Regions from separate parts of the Homo sapiens genome. Here region 2 is linked to region 1. A link is a loop called in an ENCODE intact Hi-C map of the cell type or tissue named here. Cell type or tissue: PC-9. All regions are shown on one strand. Links, peaks and the distances in the headings refer to the core of each region. The heading gives the core; the rest is flanking DNA. Region 1 overlaps TMC1 (transmembrane channel like 1). Region 2 has its middle 73 kb from the start of TMC1.

Region 1 (8,543 bases), core at 434-8,433:
GAGTCGTGGCAGCTCCAGACATTCTATGTAGGAGGCACTCAGGGACTGAAAGGAAGAGATGGACGCTGCTTTTGGCTCTTCCACAGCAAATCTGTACTTTTACTTAGAATCTAAGTTTATCTGTGATGGCCAAGAGTCAGAAGCCAATGAAAGTTATGTGAAAACAAAAGTCATCTGACAAGTTCCCCTTTGGAAATCACTTCTGACTTTGAAGGGACAGACTACAGGAACTTCCCAAGATCCTCTGGTCCTCTGATTCTATTATCGTGAACACACAGTTATTGGCGGCCCTCTAACAACAAGGACAGTGAAATTTTTAAGACCCTTGAAGCCCTTGCCCCTAAAATATAGTCTATAGGGCCCCCAAGGGGAATATTAACTTAGAGGATCATTATTTCTGTATATTCATTGCCATCTGCTTTATGGAACGAGAGGTGGAGGCCGGGTTGTTGGGGGGAAGCTCAATGTACTGATTAGATTTAGCATTTAGCATTTATGTTTCCCTTGCTTTAGCTGTTTATGGATAATTATTGTGGTTACTTGGGAACAAATCTTATAATCCTGGGGAAGCAAAGACAGATGCAGATGCCTGTGAATTACATCCAATAGGATCAGAATATGGCTCATGAATTTTAGCCTCTCACCACCATGTAATCAGTGTTGAATTTGGATAGGTTACAGCAGAACCCTTAGGGAGAGTGAGAGAGCTGAAAAAGCTGAAATGTAAAAACAGCCAGGAAGAACATCACAGAGGCTCTTTCTATGAGGAGGAAAAGCACATACACCATCACCAAAATGACAGCAATGACCAGCCCAGGGTTTGAAAGCTGTCTCAAGATCTTCGCCATCCAGCTTGGGAAATCGTGCTCCAGGGTCTCTCCAATGACTTCAAACATTCTATTTTTGCCACTGGGGGAATTAAAAAGGGGGAGATAAGTTTATTAAGAACATATGGAAAAACCATGGTTAAAGCAAGAAAACTGGAAATCTTTCTCAATTACTGCTTAGGTCCTCTTTCAGGGTAGGAATCTGATGTTTAGCTACAACTTGCTGACACTTTGACCTCATGTAGTCAATATATGGGTAAGATACGAGAAATATGATCCCAGTATAAACATATAGTCAAAGCAGTTAGAAAATTAACCACATATTTAGGAGAAGATTTTTAAAAACTGTATTTCTAAGATTTTGATTGAAATATATTTTGTAAATAGCTCATAAGTCTGCCTCTCAGTCAGCTGCTCTTGTAGGAGAACACTCTCTTTGAGCTAAGTATTTTTAATTAGCCTTGGAAATGAGAGCAAGGAATAGCCCAGTGGAATAAAATCCACATATAATCCAATATCTCTTTCCACGCAATAGCTTCCACCTCATTTTCCACCAGACTTCCTTCATCAGATATGTTAATAGGTAAGGTAACCACACCGAATCATGGGTTTTTTCCCTCTCAGTTTCTTCTCCTGGACAGGCCCTAATGAATACCAGCTTAGCTCCACTGCTAAGCTCCATGAAGGCAAGTATCAGCTCCTATAAACTAGAAAACTGAGAACAGGATGTCTTGACTTACTAAGGAATAGCTAGAATTGTACCATAATATTCAAAATATTCATTACATCATTATTTTCTCTGTATATGCATACTGATTGTACTACGAAAAGATGTAATTTTCAGAAGAGATTTGGGTTGGGTTTCACCAAATTGTATGCATCATCAGAATAAATGTTGGTGCAACATTTAATACAATGTTTAGTTTTGCTTTTGTATTTTAATCTTTAAGCATTTTCAACTACTAAATAACAATGACACGCAAGTCCCAGATTATGGTTTTTTTCTCCTGGTCTAACCAATACTATCTTCCAGCAGACATAGTGACTCCATATATTTTGTCAGTAGTCATTGGACTACAGAGGTACAAGTTTTGCTTCACAAATTAAAGATCTACACTCTAATTTTCAAGACTTATGATACATAAGAGGGAATGAAGCTTACAAGCAATATAAGATTATAACTCCCTATTCCAATATGTTTTATTTTTCACCATTCCAAATTGTTCATACCCCCCAATGCAGCCCCAGCCAGATGGAATACAGGATAAGCAGATAAATTAAAAGTACCAAAAAAGATAAGACCATCTATCCTCCCTTCTCCAGCACCTCAGGTCATAGCTGATGAACGTAGTTAGAGTGGGGGCATTCAAATTTTATGAAATTATCCCTACACACAAAGGCCTTCTCAGCATCCAGTGTGACCCAAAGCAAAGTTGCTAAGTCCCTGGGGATTCCTGTGTACCTTTTTCAGGTCAGGTCTTTTACCAAAGAAAGGAGTCCAGATATCTTAATTACGTACAAATTATGGACGCATCTACATGTCCCTGGCAATGCCTTCTCCTGCCAGGTTAGCCAAAGTATGCTATCATACAATATTCTCAGAATTGTTTTCCAGTTGTCTGTGTCTATCCATAGTCCTGCTGTAGGCATAGCGCCACTCTAGATTAGAACAGTTTATGAGGAGGCCTGTCTTCCCAGCTGGGTGATAAGTGCCACAGGACCAGAATCAATGCTTAATGCATGGACTTAACCCTGTGTCTCTTCTAGTGCTTAGTGCACAATAAGCAGTCATTATTCATTCATTCATTCAAATTATTGACCAGCACTTTACTGTGTCCTAGATCCACAGAGAGGAAACTTCTCTATCCCCAATCTCTAGAAGTCAGCTAAACTATTAAGAAAAATAGATGCATAAAGCATGATTGCAAATGACCAATATAATAGCAGTCTCACAATATAATTTTAACTTTTAATACTAAAAAACCTGCACCTAGTATACTGATAGCAACAGGAGGCAGCCAAATGCCTAGGCAGATAGGGGCAGGTACCTGGTGAAATGCCACCTCCAAGCCAAAGACAGTTTAAAGCCTGAAAGCCAAGGTCCAAGTTAAATCCTCAGACCGGATTGAGAACTTGTCTTCCTGTTTGGCGCACTTTCCTCTGATTCATCCCCACCCTTCACCTATTTTACATATACCTACCCTTTCCTAGTTGGGTTTCTATACTGTCGTGTCTACCTTTGAGTGACACCTTCACTTTAGCCTTTTTTGCATACTCACAAACCAGTCAGCACACACTTCCATCCTGTGCCTATAAAGACCACAGACTCAGTTGGTAGAGGGGAGAGACGGCCTGACTTTGGGGAAGAGTCGGCCTGACTTTGGAGAAGAGACAACCTGACTTTGGGGAAGATGACCTGCCCTTCCTGGCCCCTCTCCAACTGCCCTCTCTGCTGAGAGCCAATTTCATTACTCAATAAAATTCTCCTCCTTCACCATCCTTCAATAATCCATGTGACCTCATTCTTCTTGGATGCTGGACAAGAGCTTGGGACCCACCGATTGTGGGAACCCAGGAAAGACTGTCACACTGGCCCTTTGCCCTCTCCAGTGGAGGGCAGCTGCCCCACATGATGAGGCAAGGGGCCAACTGAGCTGCTAAGACACTGCCATCCATCAGGCTGAGGATGGTGGAACTCAGGAAGCATTGTAACACCCCCTCTGGGGCTTTAGGGTCATAGGCACTTGGGCACCATTGCATTCTCCTCAAGGTGACACACCTGGTCTGGCCACGGGCCCCACATGGAGCTTGCTCCTGTGTCAGTGCCCAGTGTGTCTCGCCAGATCCCGCACTCACTTGCCCACGTGCTTCCTCCCACAAGGGGTTAAGCACAGCAGGCCGAGTAGACAGGGTGCCCCTCTGTGAGTCCAGTGAAGAGGCTGAGAAACATCCTGTGTCAGTACAAGCTCAGTTATGAAAAATCATGCATGAAAGGCAAAACAGAATATAAAATGCTAAAAAGTTGTTATTTCAGGTTTTCAAGATTATGGGCCATGTTTCTTTTCATGTAAAAATATTTCTACAATGTTTAGGTTTTCTAGCATAAACACATATTATCTTTGCAGTAAGATGAAAATATATGAAAAATAAAATTGTCATAATGTAAGCAGGGATGTATATAAAAACCTAGAGAACTATAAATTGTTCAGAATTATTGACATAGATGGGAGGAAACATCAGGTGTCAGGAAATGCTATAGAACAATTAGAATTGCCTTCATCTGGACATCTTTAAATTGTCAACTATTTACGATAAATCCACTTACTAGCCTATTGGAATAATTTCTTGGAAAATTTACCCTCTCTAGCCAGGTCTTATAAAACCAGACAAGCTAGAATATCTCATCAAATTGCTTTACTGAATGGATAAATATACTATAGCCATCTTACCTGAAAACTTCCCTACACTGGAGAGCAACTAGCCATCACTGTGATACCTCCAGTAACCTAGTTCAAATTTATATTTCCTAAATTCCTGCTTGCCCAGGATCTAGATAGAGTCAGACAACCTTCACCAGGAAGGTTAAGCAAATCACCTAAAACTTGGGGTTCATAAAGATGACAAGCTATGAGGCACCCACTAGTACAAGCATACAAGCATTCTCACCTCATTTCTAGAGCAGGACAATCCTTTCAAACTTTTAAGTCCAGACAAATAAACAATGCAAACATCCTTTGGCTCTAAAGTGAGGAAACTGACATGAAAAAAAAAATCTAAATAGCATAGAGATAACCCTTCCCAGTACTCCATTGAAAATATTTAAAATTCCCTGATTTCTCACAAATCACCCTAAAGAACTGACTCAAGTAACCAAACACTACTTGTTCCCCAATAACCTATGGAAATTAAAAAACAAATAAATAATTTTAAAAATAAAAAATAAATTTCCCTGATTTCAAAATAGTGATTTACATGCCATAATTTTGCCTAAGTTTGCCAATTAGGAAAGCCAGAAGAGTTAGGGCTTAAGAAGCTGAAATTGTGCAACTATTGTTCATGTCTAAGACGTATTGTAAATCTGAATGCATCTGTGGAGATCCATGTTTACATTGTGTGGTTTCCCTTACAGGCAGCTAGGGTCCTTTGCTATGTTTTACTGAGAAGGATCAACTTCCAATTAATAGCTTAATGCACACCTAAACTTATCCTGGATAATAAGTAGTGTGAATAATTTGCAATTAACTAAAGCCTTTGAATGGCATATTCCTTGAACTTTGTACTCTGAGATTGGTTCGGAATTTATTGAGACGAATGTCTCATCAAGACTGTAATTTCATATTTAGTCTCCAGATGTCACTGTCTGCATTATTTATTTCAGCCCACTTGGAAACACACACACACACACACACACACACACACACACACACACACACACAACGGAATTAACAGAGCTTCTCAACATCAGTTCTCTGAGTAGACAGAGGTCCAGCTAGTTTAACTCGATCAGCTGGCTTAACATTTTCTTGTTTTCCAGCAAAGCAATAACTCAGACTACTGTTAAGAGTGAAAATGTCTCTTATATACTTAGTCTGTCAGCAATGAACCTTTTGACTTTAATTAAATAACTTGGGTCTGACAACATAATGGAGGAATTATATGTGGGCATTACAGCATCATGCATATCATTCACATGGCTTTTTACAGTCTCATTTCCTTCACTGAAAAGGAGAAACAGCTCAAGTGCATGCTGGCCAGTGAATCAACATGCAGAGATTCTTGGGAGAACTTGTAGTAGATTCATTTCTAAGGCCCTTTAGGGAAAGAAACTTCATCCTCCAGATCCCAGGGACTTAGGTTTCTGATATGTGTCATAGAGAGAAGAGAGCTCTGTCATAGAGAACTGTAGAAATGTGTATCTCTAAATTGGATCAAGGAGCCGTTGTGACTCTCGATTCCTGACTTGAATGATAATTAGGAGAGAATATATATGTGGAACAGCCTTAATTTTTTTCACTAGCATGTGATATTTTGGATAACAAATTGGGTGGCCCTCCTTATGCTCATTAGTATTTAGTAATAATTCTCTTTCCTAGGTAAAGTGTGGGGTATTCTCTCTCTCTCTGTCTGTCTCTCTCTCTCTCTTTTTAAGGTAGTAATGCACAAGAGAAGTAGTGATAGCTGACCACGTCTGGATGTGACGGCCCAGAGTCAGGCAAACTCACATCCAGACCACTGTCATCAGACCTTGCTCTTAGCTATCCTCTAACATGGAAACAGCTCAGATTCACCATACATATTTTACCCAGGCAGAGCCTGGAAAAGTATAAAGTATTTTCTCTTTTATGATTCCCAAATGAGGAAATAGACAGAACTTGCCTAAGAATCTCCATGTCACCTATTGAACCTGAATACCCAAAGGATCTCATTTCTTTCTTTTTTTTTTTTTTTGAGACAGAGTTTTGCTCTTGTCCTCCAGGCTGGAGTGCAATGGCACCATCTCAGCTCACTGCAACCTCCGCCTCCTGAGCTCAAGTGATTCTCCTGCCTCAGCCTCTCAAGTAGCAGGGATTACAGGCACCCACCACCACACGCGACTAATTTTTTTTTCTTTGTATTTTTAGTAGAGACGAGGTTTCACCGTGTTGGCCAGGCTTGTCTCGAACTCCTGACCTCAGGTAATCTGCCTGCCTCAGCCTCCCAAAGTGCTGGGATTACAGGCATGAGCCACTGCGCCCAGCCGGGATCTCATTTCCACCAACCAAAAATGTCATTGTTTGGGGGGAAAAAATAGCTTATACAATGAATGACCATTCCCACCTCCACCCCCGAAAGAACACGATGCCTGAGTCAAATTTCAAAAGCAAGAGACCTGAATGGACCACAATCAAAAGATGGTGGGAGGGACACGATCATGTACAAGACAGGCATTGTGGACAGGAAGAGGATGAGCAGTAGCATGCCCAGGTAGAAGTTATTTGATCTGGAAGCTTTGAAGACCCTGGCCTCAGGAACATTGCAGCACATAACGGCCCAGCACTGGAAGTACATGGATGTATGGAGTCGAAGGATATTGATGCCTGGGAGGCTGGGAGCAAAGAAGGAGCCCATCCTAGAAAGAAAACAGAACTCTGCTCAGTTTTGAGTCTTTACTCCATAACAAAGTCACACTGCACCTGTTTATTTGACATCATGCTTCTTTTCCAAAGGCAGAAAATACACTGCCACTTTCAACCAGACAAACCCTTTTCATAAAGAAACTGCACTTATCTATTTCCAACTTCTAAACACATTTTGCCACTTTCCCCATTATTGTAGGAATTGCATATCATAATTATTTCATAGAAAGGATGCTGTAACTAACTATACCTACTATCATTAGTGAATTTAAACTACAACAGAGTAAACAATATTTACAATTGTTTTACTTCTTTCTTCTAATTCTAAAATAAACTTTCCCCAACACTTATATCATTGACTAATACACCTATAAATATAACTTGTTAAAAATAATTAACCCTTAAAGTCACTTCTTCTACTCAAAAAAACTGTACATTTGCATTAATCACTTCTGTCATGAATAATTAGTTTTTGCTTAATGACAGGAGGTCAAGGTTGCAGTGGGCCACGACTGTACAAATGAAAAAAGTTTTTTGCTTAATGAAAGAAAAAAATTAAAATAAATTTTCTCTTTCTGATGTTGATCATTTTCTCTTTGTAGGTGATATGGTGTTTTAAAGCCAATTGCAATGATGTGTTTGTGCCTCCTAAAATAGGGTTTTATTGAAAATTTATAACTAGCTTATAGGTTTTTGAGATGAAAATTCCACACATTTATTTAAATTTAGTTTATCTGTTTACTTTCTTACTTTAGCTTGTCTTGGGAATTCTCTGCTTTGTGCATCTGAGTTTTTATAAGCATTTTAAAATACTACTTTTAGGTGGGAACAACTTAGGTGTGGTCACTTTTACTTGATGGCTTAGTTGATTATTTCAACAAAATAAGTTTCACTCTTCTTGGATGAGAAAATTCATTAGCACCATAAATCAATATAAATAGCAATTTATTATTTCAAAATCAAAAAGAAGATATATGTGCACTTATTTTAAAAATGTAAGGGGAGCCCTGTCTTTTAAACTGTCCTATCTATAATGAAGCCCTCAACATTTATAGCTAGGTTTAGCATTTTGTACTCCCTGAATAGTTGTTTAGCCAATCCAACGTAAATTTGGTTCATTATAGAGACATTTTTAATTTAGATGAAGAAATTAGTTTCCACTATAATTGAACTTTTGCCAACCCAAAGTTAACTCATTTATTTGAAAAGTGGAATATTGTCACAATTTGGGCTGTCTTGTTGACAAGATTTCGGACAATAGATACGAATGATATTTTACCATAATGAATTGAACAAAGACTTTGTAGGAAGTTAAACTATTTTTTTCTAATGAGAAGACAGATTTTAAAACAATACAGTATACTTTTGTTACAGGACAGCAAGAGAGAGGGAACGCCAAAAAAGTGAGCAAGTAAGCAAGTGATAGTCCCAGCTAATGGGTTAGAATTGCAAAGCACTAGATTATACTCCCCAATACCAATACATGTTGATGTAATACACTTTGAGTCTTCCTAAAAATCAGGTGGTGACATCACTTGTTTTGGCCAATAAAGTATGAATAGAAATTAGGTCCTTACTGCTGGGTAGAAACTTTAAAAGT
Region 2 (8,543 bases), core at 124-8,123, 380 kb after region 1:
TGCGGCATTATTTTTGAGGGCTCTGTTCTGTTCCATTGATCTATATCTCTGTTTTGGTACCAGTACCATGCTGTTTTGGTTACTGTAGCCTTGTAGTATAGTTTGAAGTCAGGTAGCGTGATGCCTCCAGCTTTGTTCTTTTGGCTTAGGATTGACTTGGCAATGCGGGCTCTTTTTTGGTTCCGTATGAACTTTAAAGTAGCTTTTTCCAATTCTGTGAAGAAAGTCATTGGTAGCTTGATGGGGATGGCATTGAATCTATAAATTACCTTGGGCAGTATGGCCATTTTCACGATATTGATTCTTCCTACCCATGGGCATGGAATGTTCTTCCATTTGTTTGTATCCTCTTTTATTTCCTTGAGCAGTGGTTTGTAGTTCTCCTTAAAGAGGTCCTTCACATCCCTTGTAAGTTGGATTCCTAGGTATTTTATTCTCTTTGTAGCAATTGTGAATGGGAGTTCACTCATGATTTGGGTCTCTGTTTGTCTGTTATTGGTGTATAAGAATGCTTGTTATTTTTGCACATTGATTTTGTATCCTGAGACTTTGCTGAAGTTGCTTATCAGCTTAAGGAGATTTTGGGCTGAGACAATGGGGTTTTCTAGATATACAATCATGTCATCTGCAAACAGGGACAATTTGACTTCCTCTTTTCCTAATTGAATACCCTTTATTTCCTTCTTCTGCCTGATTGCCCTGGCCAGAACTTCCAACACTATGTTGAATAGGAGTGGTGAGAGAGGGCATCCCTGTCTTGTGCCAGTTTTCAAAGGGAATGCTTCCAGTTTTTGCCCATTCAGTATGATATTGGCTGTGGGTTTGTCATAGATAGCTCTTATTATTTTGAGATACGTCCCATCAATACCTAATTTATTGAGAGTTTTTAGCATGAAGGGTTGTTGAATTTTGTCAAAGGCCTTTTCTGCATCTGTTGAGATAATCATGTGTTTTTTGTCTTTGGTTCTGTTTATATGCTGGATTACATTTATTGATTTGCGTATATTGAACCAGCCTTGCATCCCAGGGATGAAGCCCACTTGATCATGGTGGATAAGCTTTTTGATGTGCTGCTGGATTCGGTTTGCCAGTATTTTATTGAGGATTTTTGCATCAATGTTCATCAGGGATATTGGTCTAAAATTCTCTTTTTTGGTTGTGTCTCTGCCCGGCTTTGGTATCAGGTTGATGCTGGCCTCATAAAATGAGTTAGGGAGGATTCCCTCTTTTTCTATTGATTGGAATAGTTTCAGAAGGAATGGTACCAATTCCTCCTTGTACCTCTGGTAGAATTCGGCTGTGAATCCATCTGGTCCTGGACTCTTTTTGGTTGGTAAGCTATTGACTATTGCCACAATTTCAGAGCCTGTTATTGGTCTATTCAGAGATTCAACTTCTTCCTGGTTTAGTCTTGGGAGGGTGTATGTGTCGAGGAATTTATCCATTTCTTCTAGATTTTCTAGTTTATTTATGTAGAGGTGTTTGTAGTATTCTCTGATGGTAGTTTGTATTTCTGTGGGATCGGTGGTGATATCCCCTTTATCATTTTTTATTGCGTCTATTTGATTCTTCTCTCTTTTCTTCTTTATTAATCTTGCTAGTGGTCTATCAATTTTGTTGATCCTTTCAAAAAACCAGCTCCTGGATTCATTAATTTTTTGAAGGGTTTTTTGTGTCTCTATTTCCTTCAGTTCTGCTATGATTTTAGTTATTTCTTGACAAAGGCACTATTTATGAAGATTCTCTACATTCTTAACTTAGTTGGAAAAGCGGAAAGTCACCAGAGAGAGAGTTACATTTGGGTCATGGTGCATAATATCTTTGGTATACTATGAGTGTTCAATCACCCTTAAGGCACAACAAAATGAAGATTTTCTGATTTCTATATATTTTAATTTAACTAATATTTATTGAGTAGTTGGTATCCAGAATGCATTTTAAGACTTTGAAAATGGTCCAGGCATGGTGGCTCATGCCTATAATCCCAGCACTTTGAGAGACTGAGGCGGATGGATCACCTGAGGTCAGGAGTTTGAGACCAGTCTAACCAATATGGTAAAACTCAGTCTCTACTAAAATATAAAAATTAGTTGGGCGTGGTGACATGCACCTGTAGTCCCAGCTGCTCGGGAGGCTGAGGCAGGAGAATTGCTTGAATCCAGGAGGCAGAGTTTGCAGTGAGCCGAGATCATGCCACTGCACTCCAGACTGGGCAACAGAGTGAGACTCCATCTCAAAAAAAAAAAAAAAAAGACTGTGAAAATGAATAATATGACAACCTAGATCTGGCATAAAAATATATGTCTATATACCAGCTACATATATGTGTGTGTGTGTATATATATATATATATATATGTATGCCTTAACAAGACCCACCCAGCCTTAGCAAGACGCACTCATGCCTTCAGAGATTCCAATATAAAGATGTGTGTGTGTGTGTATATATATATACATATATATATCTCTATCTTCTTCCTCCCAAAGTCACTAAAATTATATCAGGGAGATAAAAATTTATAAACAAGATTTGGAAAAAGATGAACAGTGGGTTCAATGGAACAATCTAACTTTGCTCCCATCAGAAACCACTATAAAATCACTGTAAAGGGACAGATAGACAGACAGATATAGATATGCTTTTAAAGATATATACCCAAAAAGAAATGAAGATAATATAACAGCACAAAATTTGGGAAGTCAGGAAAGCAGTCATATGAGTGTTAACTAAAGAGCCTTGCAGACCCAAGAAAGAAATGAGGAAAGCTGAAAACTGACCACATCTTCACTTCTAAATTGCCAAAAGTCTCAGAAATCAGCAGTTTCAGATACCTCTGGAACAGGAGATTAAGGGGGATGGGGAGCCAAAATAAGAAAAATTGACTGGAAGATTTAAAAAAAGCAATTGGAAGCTGGGAATGGTGGCTCACATCGTAAATTCCAGTGCTTTGGGAGGCTGAAGCAGGAGGTTGCTTAGGCTCATGAGTTTGAGATCAGCCTGGGCAACATAGCGAGATCCCATCTCTATATAAAAGTAAAGTAATAAATAAAATAAAACTAAAAAACAATTGTATCCCCCTCCCTAGATTCTATTCGTGTCACTGAGTCAATTCCCTTTCAACACAACGGCATAAGTCTAGAAAGTTTAAACAGAGACTCAACTGAGAGGGAAGCCATGTCATAATTGAGGGTGTGAGTGCCAGCCTGAAAATGTGTGGGCTACCTGATTCCTAGCAGATAGGCCCTACTCTTCAGACATAAGATTAGAAGATATCTCTCTAGAGAATCAGCAGAAGTGGAAAGACTTAATGTAATATTTGGGGTTCCCCCGAGAGTCGCCCAGCCAAATTGTCCTACAAGGAAACTCAGCCTTAACAAGACCTACTCATACCCTCAAAGATTCCAATCAGAAATTGGATTCCCACACCCTGAATCATGGACAGTCAGACAAAGATTACCAGAATCTGAGGAAAATTTCTAATGTGGAACATACAGGCAAGAAAAAACTATACAAAATACTTAGAGAAAAATGACTAAACAGAGAGAAGGCTTCACAAAAATTCTCATTAATATCCCCAGAGAGAGGATTTTCATTCATACAGATTGCTAACAACTAAGTAGCATTTATGAAAAAAGAACAAGATGGTATAAAATATAAGACATTCAGAGAGCAAAGTAACTCTTGGAAAATAAAATTTGATAGCAGAGAGGAAAGAAAGTCAGTAGATGTTGTCAGAAAGGATGATAATGAAATCTTCAAAAACAATTATAAGATTGAGGGATCCCAGAATGAATGTGGAATGTGACAAAACAATCTATTATAAATGTGTGAAACAACCTCACTGAAAGAAGGGGTGGGATACTGACCGAAATTGTATTGGAAATGTATGGAGTCTATAAGACTTTTTTTTTTTTTTTTTTTTTTCCGAGATGGAATCTCACTCTGTCGCCCAGGTTGGAGTGTGCAGTGGTGCAATCTCAGCTCACTGCAACCTCTGCCTCCTGGTTCCAGCGATTCTCCTGCCTCAGCCTCCCAAGTAGCTGGGATTACAGGAATGCGCCACCACACTTGGCTAATTTTTGTATTTTTTAGTAGAGACGGGGTTTCACCATATTGGCCAGGCTGATCTCGAACTCCTGACCCCATGATCTGCCCACTTCAGGCTCCCACAGTGCTGGGATTACAGGGGTGAGCCACCGCGCCCAGCCTGGAGTCTGTAAGACTAAAGGTAAAAGAAACTACACAAGCACTGAACTCTAGTTGATAAAGTTATTCTCATGAGGGCACCAGTTAACAATTTCAATGTCATGATACATGTATATTGGAAATGAACAATCAAGTAAGTGGATGTGGGATGCTATGAGCCAGGATTCTCACTCTTGGAGTGTGAGTTTACATATAAGAAAAAGAAGCAGCTAGAATAATTTGTGTAATATATTAGAGCTGAAAACATCCATCTGAACTCAGGTTTTGCTTAATATGGATACCAATGTTACATATACAAATATTAAGAGATATATGTATATATGAGTTGGTATATACACATCTATTGTTTGCTCTGCCAGCCGAGAGGCCCTAGATGCAACAATATTCTGTTAGCGACAAACACATCTAGTGCTCAGATCTTGGTTTCTAATACCACTTTCTAGTAAAAGTAACTGGGTCTTCTTGGAGAAATGTCCGATTCTAGGATTGGGAAAGGAAACATACAAGGTAAGCCTGAAGTATTTTATAGTGCCAGAAAGTAAAAAATAATGCCCCCAAATAAATAAATAAATAAATAAATAAACCCATAATGTTGAAGGTATTCAAAAAGATCAAAGGATCTGACTTAAAAAACCCCTAATGGTCAAAGCTGGAATAATTCCAGCAACAAAATAAATGAAGTAGTATTAGATTATAACCCAGAGTATAAAATAAATATTTATGATACATGCTGTTATAAATAAATAATTGAATAAATAAATAAGGAAGAGAAAAGAGAAAAATCTCCCATGCAGGAGAATTTCAAATAATTTATGCAGATAAAGAGGTAGAGCATAACTCCCCACCTAAGTATGAGGGGGAAGGGGAAGTGCCACACACTTTTAAATGACCAGATATCATGAGAACTCACGGTCACCAAGACACCACCGAGCTGTGAGGAATCTGCCCTCATGACCCAAACACCTCCCACCAGGCCCCCTCTCCAGTATTGGGGGTTACATTTAAACATGAGATTTGGATGGGGACAAATATCCAAATTATATCATACACTTTTAGACAAATTTAGATAATGACACCAAAATAATTAAAATCCCAAGCTATTAAGAATTAGACATAATTTTCTCCATGTGGGGAGGAATGAGGCAGCTGCTTATTTTTTACCATTTGAAATCTTTAACTAACAAGGGTATGTATTACTTTTAAAAAGATAAAAGTGGCCGGGCGCGGTGGCTCACGCCTGTAATCCCAGCACATTGGGAGGCCAAGGCAGGTGGATCACCTGATGTCAGGAGTTCGAGGTCAGCCTGACCAACATGGAGAAACCCCGTCTCTACTAAAAATACAAAATTAGCTGAGTGTGGTGGCAGCTGCCTATAATCCCAGCTACTCAGGAGGCTGAGGCAGGAGAAGTGCTTGAGCTCGGGAGGCAGAGGTTGCAGTGAGCCAAGATTGTGCCACTGCACTCCAGCCTGGATGACAGAGCGAGAGTCCATCTAAAAAAAATAGATAAAAAGATAAAAGTTGGCTGGGCACAGTGGCTTAAGCCTGTAATCTCAGCACTTTGGGAGGCCAAGGCGGGTGGATCACCTGAAGTCAGGAGTTCAAGACCAGCCTGGCCAACATGGTAATACCCCTTCTCTACTAAAAATACAAAAATGAGCCAGGTGCGGTGGCAGGCGCCTGTAATCCCAGCTACTCAGAAGGCTGAGGCAGGAGAATTGCTTCAACACAGCAGGCGGAGGTTGCAGTGAGCCGAGATTGCACCATTGCACTCCAGCCTGGGCGACAGAGTGAGACTCTGCCTTAAAAAAAAAAAAAAAAAAAAAAAAAAAAGATGAAAGTTATCTTGTAATGACTAAGATGCCATTTCTGTCATGAGGAATCTTGTAATCTGTACAGAAAACTGGTTATAAAAGGGGGATGAAAGGAGAGAAAGAAGTAGGGAGGTGACAAAATCTTTATTGAATGTCTACTTTGTGCTATGCATTTTGCTGGATAAATCACATACATCATCTCATTTAATCCTTCTACTGTTGCAGTGACTCCCCCCCCTTTTACTCTGAACAATGAAGGCTTGAAAAGGTTAGCTAATTTATTCAAGAGCACAAAACTTCTCCATGCCAGAGGAAGGAATCAAACCCAGGTCTATCAAAGTCTTAATTTATGTACTTCCTCATATAGAAGGCAGTCATCTAAGTGCTAAAGATATTTGGATATCAGCAAGATTTTTAAGATAGACACTGCTCTCTTGCTAGACAAAGTTGTAGTAAAGGACAGGGTTACCTTACAGATCTAGGACACAGCAGGATAAGTCAAGCTCCAACCCCTTGGTGAGACCTTCTCCAGAGAAGCAGACCGCTGAGGGACAGTTTTTGATGTCTGTGTCCTATCTAACATATACAAAACTCTTAACAGCTGGAGAGATGAATGATTCATCTAAACCCATCCCAGGAGTCCTGAAATCTTCCCCTTTGTTGCAGTGAGACACATTAACTGGAGGAGAGATGGCCTCCTGCAAATCTCCATCACAGTCAACCCTCCCATCTTCTTGTTCCACTTCCCTGTCACTCACCTATGAGATTTGGAGATAGGCTAATTTGGTCACATTATTCCTCAGCTGGTCCCTTTTGGAGAAATCTTTTTAGGTATTTTGGTCACCAACTTATTCCCTTCCTTAAAGTAATTTTTGTTAAATTCTCACCACCCTCTTAACTTTTAATTCCTCTTCCTCTTTTCCTCCTCCTCCTCCCTTTCTTTCCTCTTCCTCTTTCTCTTTCTCTTCCTTTTCTCTCTTTCTCTCAGTTGATAACTGTGCCTACCACACCTCCAGGAAACATAAACCATCAATTTTATAACCTAAAATCCAATCAACCTCCATACACATCCATTCTTCCGTTCCTCCCATGACAGAAGAAGAGGAGCCCTTCTAGGCAAAGCTAATTCTGCTGCTTTTGTCCTTATCCTGTTTACTCCTGCTTATCCTGGAGTCTGTGCCGTCTTTTATTGTCTCTCCTCTGCCTTTTCACTCCTCCTTCTCCATGAGCATCTTTCCCTTACTATAAAACATAACTAACTTGCTCCCACTGATGAATATCTTTTCTTTCTTCTTAATTCCACTTTATTTCCCAGGTGTCTGTGGAGCGTGTGCTATGTGCCAGACACTGTGCTGGGTGATGAGAATACTTTGGGAAATGAAACATCCAAACCCTGGCTTCAGGGAGCTTACAGTCTAGTGAGAGAGCAGATGATAAGTAGGCATCTAAATATAAATTTATAAATTTCCACAAATAGGGCACAGTGCTAGAGAGTAAACAGGGAGTCCTCTAAGTTAGGGTAGCCAGGAAAAAGCTCTTATCATTCCATCACTTCCATTACTGGAGTGCAGACTGTTATCTCTCACCTGGGTTCTAATGAATTCTTAACTGGATTCTCTGCTTACAAATTCCCTTTTTTGGTCCTTTTCACGTATTACTACCATAGTTCAGTGTCTAAAGCAGATCCAAACTTGTCATTCCTCTATTTGTGCCTTCAGTAGTTTCTCAATACCTGCAAGCCCAGATACTTGAGCCCAACATTTTAAAACACCTAGATGAGTAAACAGACTAGAGATTGCTCTATAAACAGAGACCAGTGCTGTGAGCAATGTTTGGTGCTGATGTTAATCTCCAGAACTCCCCTGGGCTTGTTATTTTTGACAGCCATTCTCTATTTTGATTTGTCTTCTTTAACAAAACAAAACCAAATGAAGAATGAAGAGCATCCAATGGAGGACCTAGAGCAATTGCATTCTCTCCTATGACTACTAAGTAGTTCTAAGAAACAGGTTAGGCTGTGGAACCTGCAAAGTGGAGAAGAAAGTGGCTGAAACTCTGGAGAAAGAAAAGGCCACACAGTTGACTGCTGCAGGAGACCAAATTTGACATTCTTCTTTAAAATGCTATTAGGAAAACTGGTCAACTAAAACAAAAAGAAACTAAATTTCATGAATTTCTCATTTGGTGAAATGGGCTTTTGTGAATTGGCCATTGAGTGAGTTTTCTTCAAGAGTCTAGGGGAATTTGACATTCTGACTATTTGACAGACTCCACCAGGGGGAAGTGAGTTATATGAGTCAAGATTAATGGCATGGGCAGAGGAGCTTCTGTCCCACTTCCTTTTTAGTAGCTGAGAGCATACTGTGTCTCTTGTTGCCTCTCTGTCAGCTTGTGGATAGCAAAGTGTGGGCCTAAACTTCACGCTTCCAATACGCCGCCAAAGAGAACATGGAACTTGATTGAGGGCCTGATTAGGAGCTTGATAGAAGATGTCTTGACAAAAAAGATGAGATGACCTGTTAG

The links. Peaks named below come from ENCODE experiments on the same cell type or tissue, not always from the same donor. Only the 100,000 strongest peaks of a DNase experiment are listed, where the experiment ranks them.
Region 2: it touches region 1 in a loop (4-fold over the local background); 2 of 110 quality-filtered maps call a loop at or near these places.

Annotation. Positions count from the first base shown.
Region 1 is chr9:72,819,235-72,827,777 of GRCh38, reverse strand. TMC1 (transmembrane channel like 1) reads right to left here. Exons shown (of 24, transcript NM_138691.3): 20 at 6,697-6,936; 21 at 784-909. Among named protein-coding and RNA genes, the nearest start is that of LINC01474, 51 kb to the left of the region's middle. In PC-9, for the core only: a CTCF peak has its summit at 5,185 (motif pointing right); a DNase peak (open chromatin) is centred at 5,187; H3K27ac peaks cover 136 bases.
Region 2 is chr9:72,443,894-72,452,436 of GRCh38, reverse strand. No RefSeq gene overlaps it. Among named protein-coding and RNA genes, the nearest start is that of TMC1, 73 kb to the left of the region's middle. RefSeq lists an enhancer at 7,985-8,244. In PC-9, for the core only: CTCF peaks have their summits at 4,709 and 4,921; a DNase peak (open chromatin) is centred at 7,786; H3K27ac peaks cover 584 bases.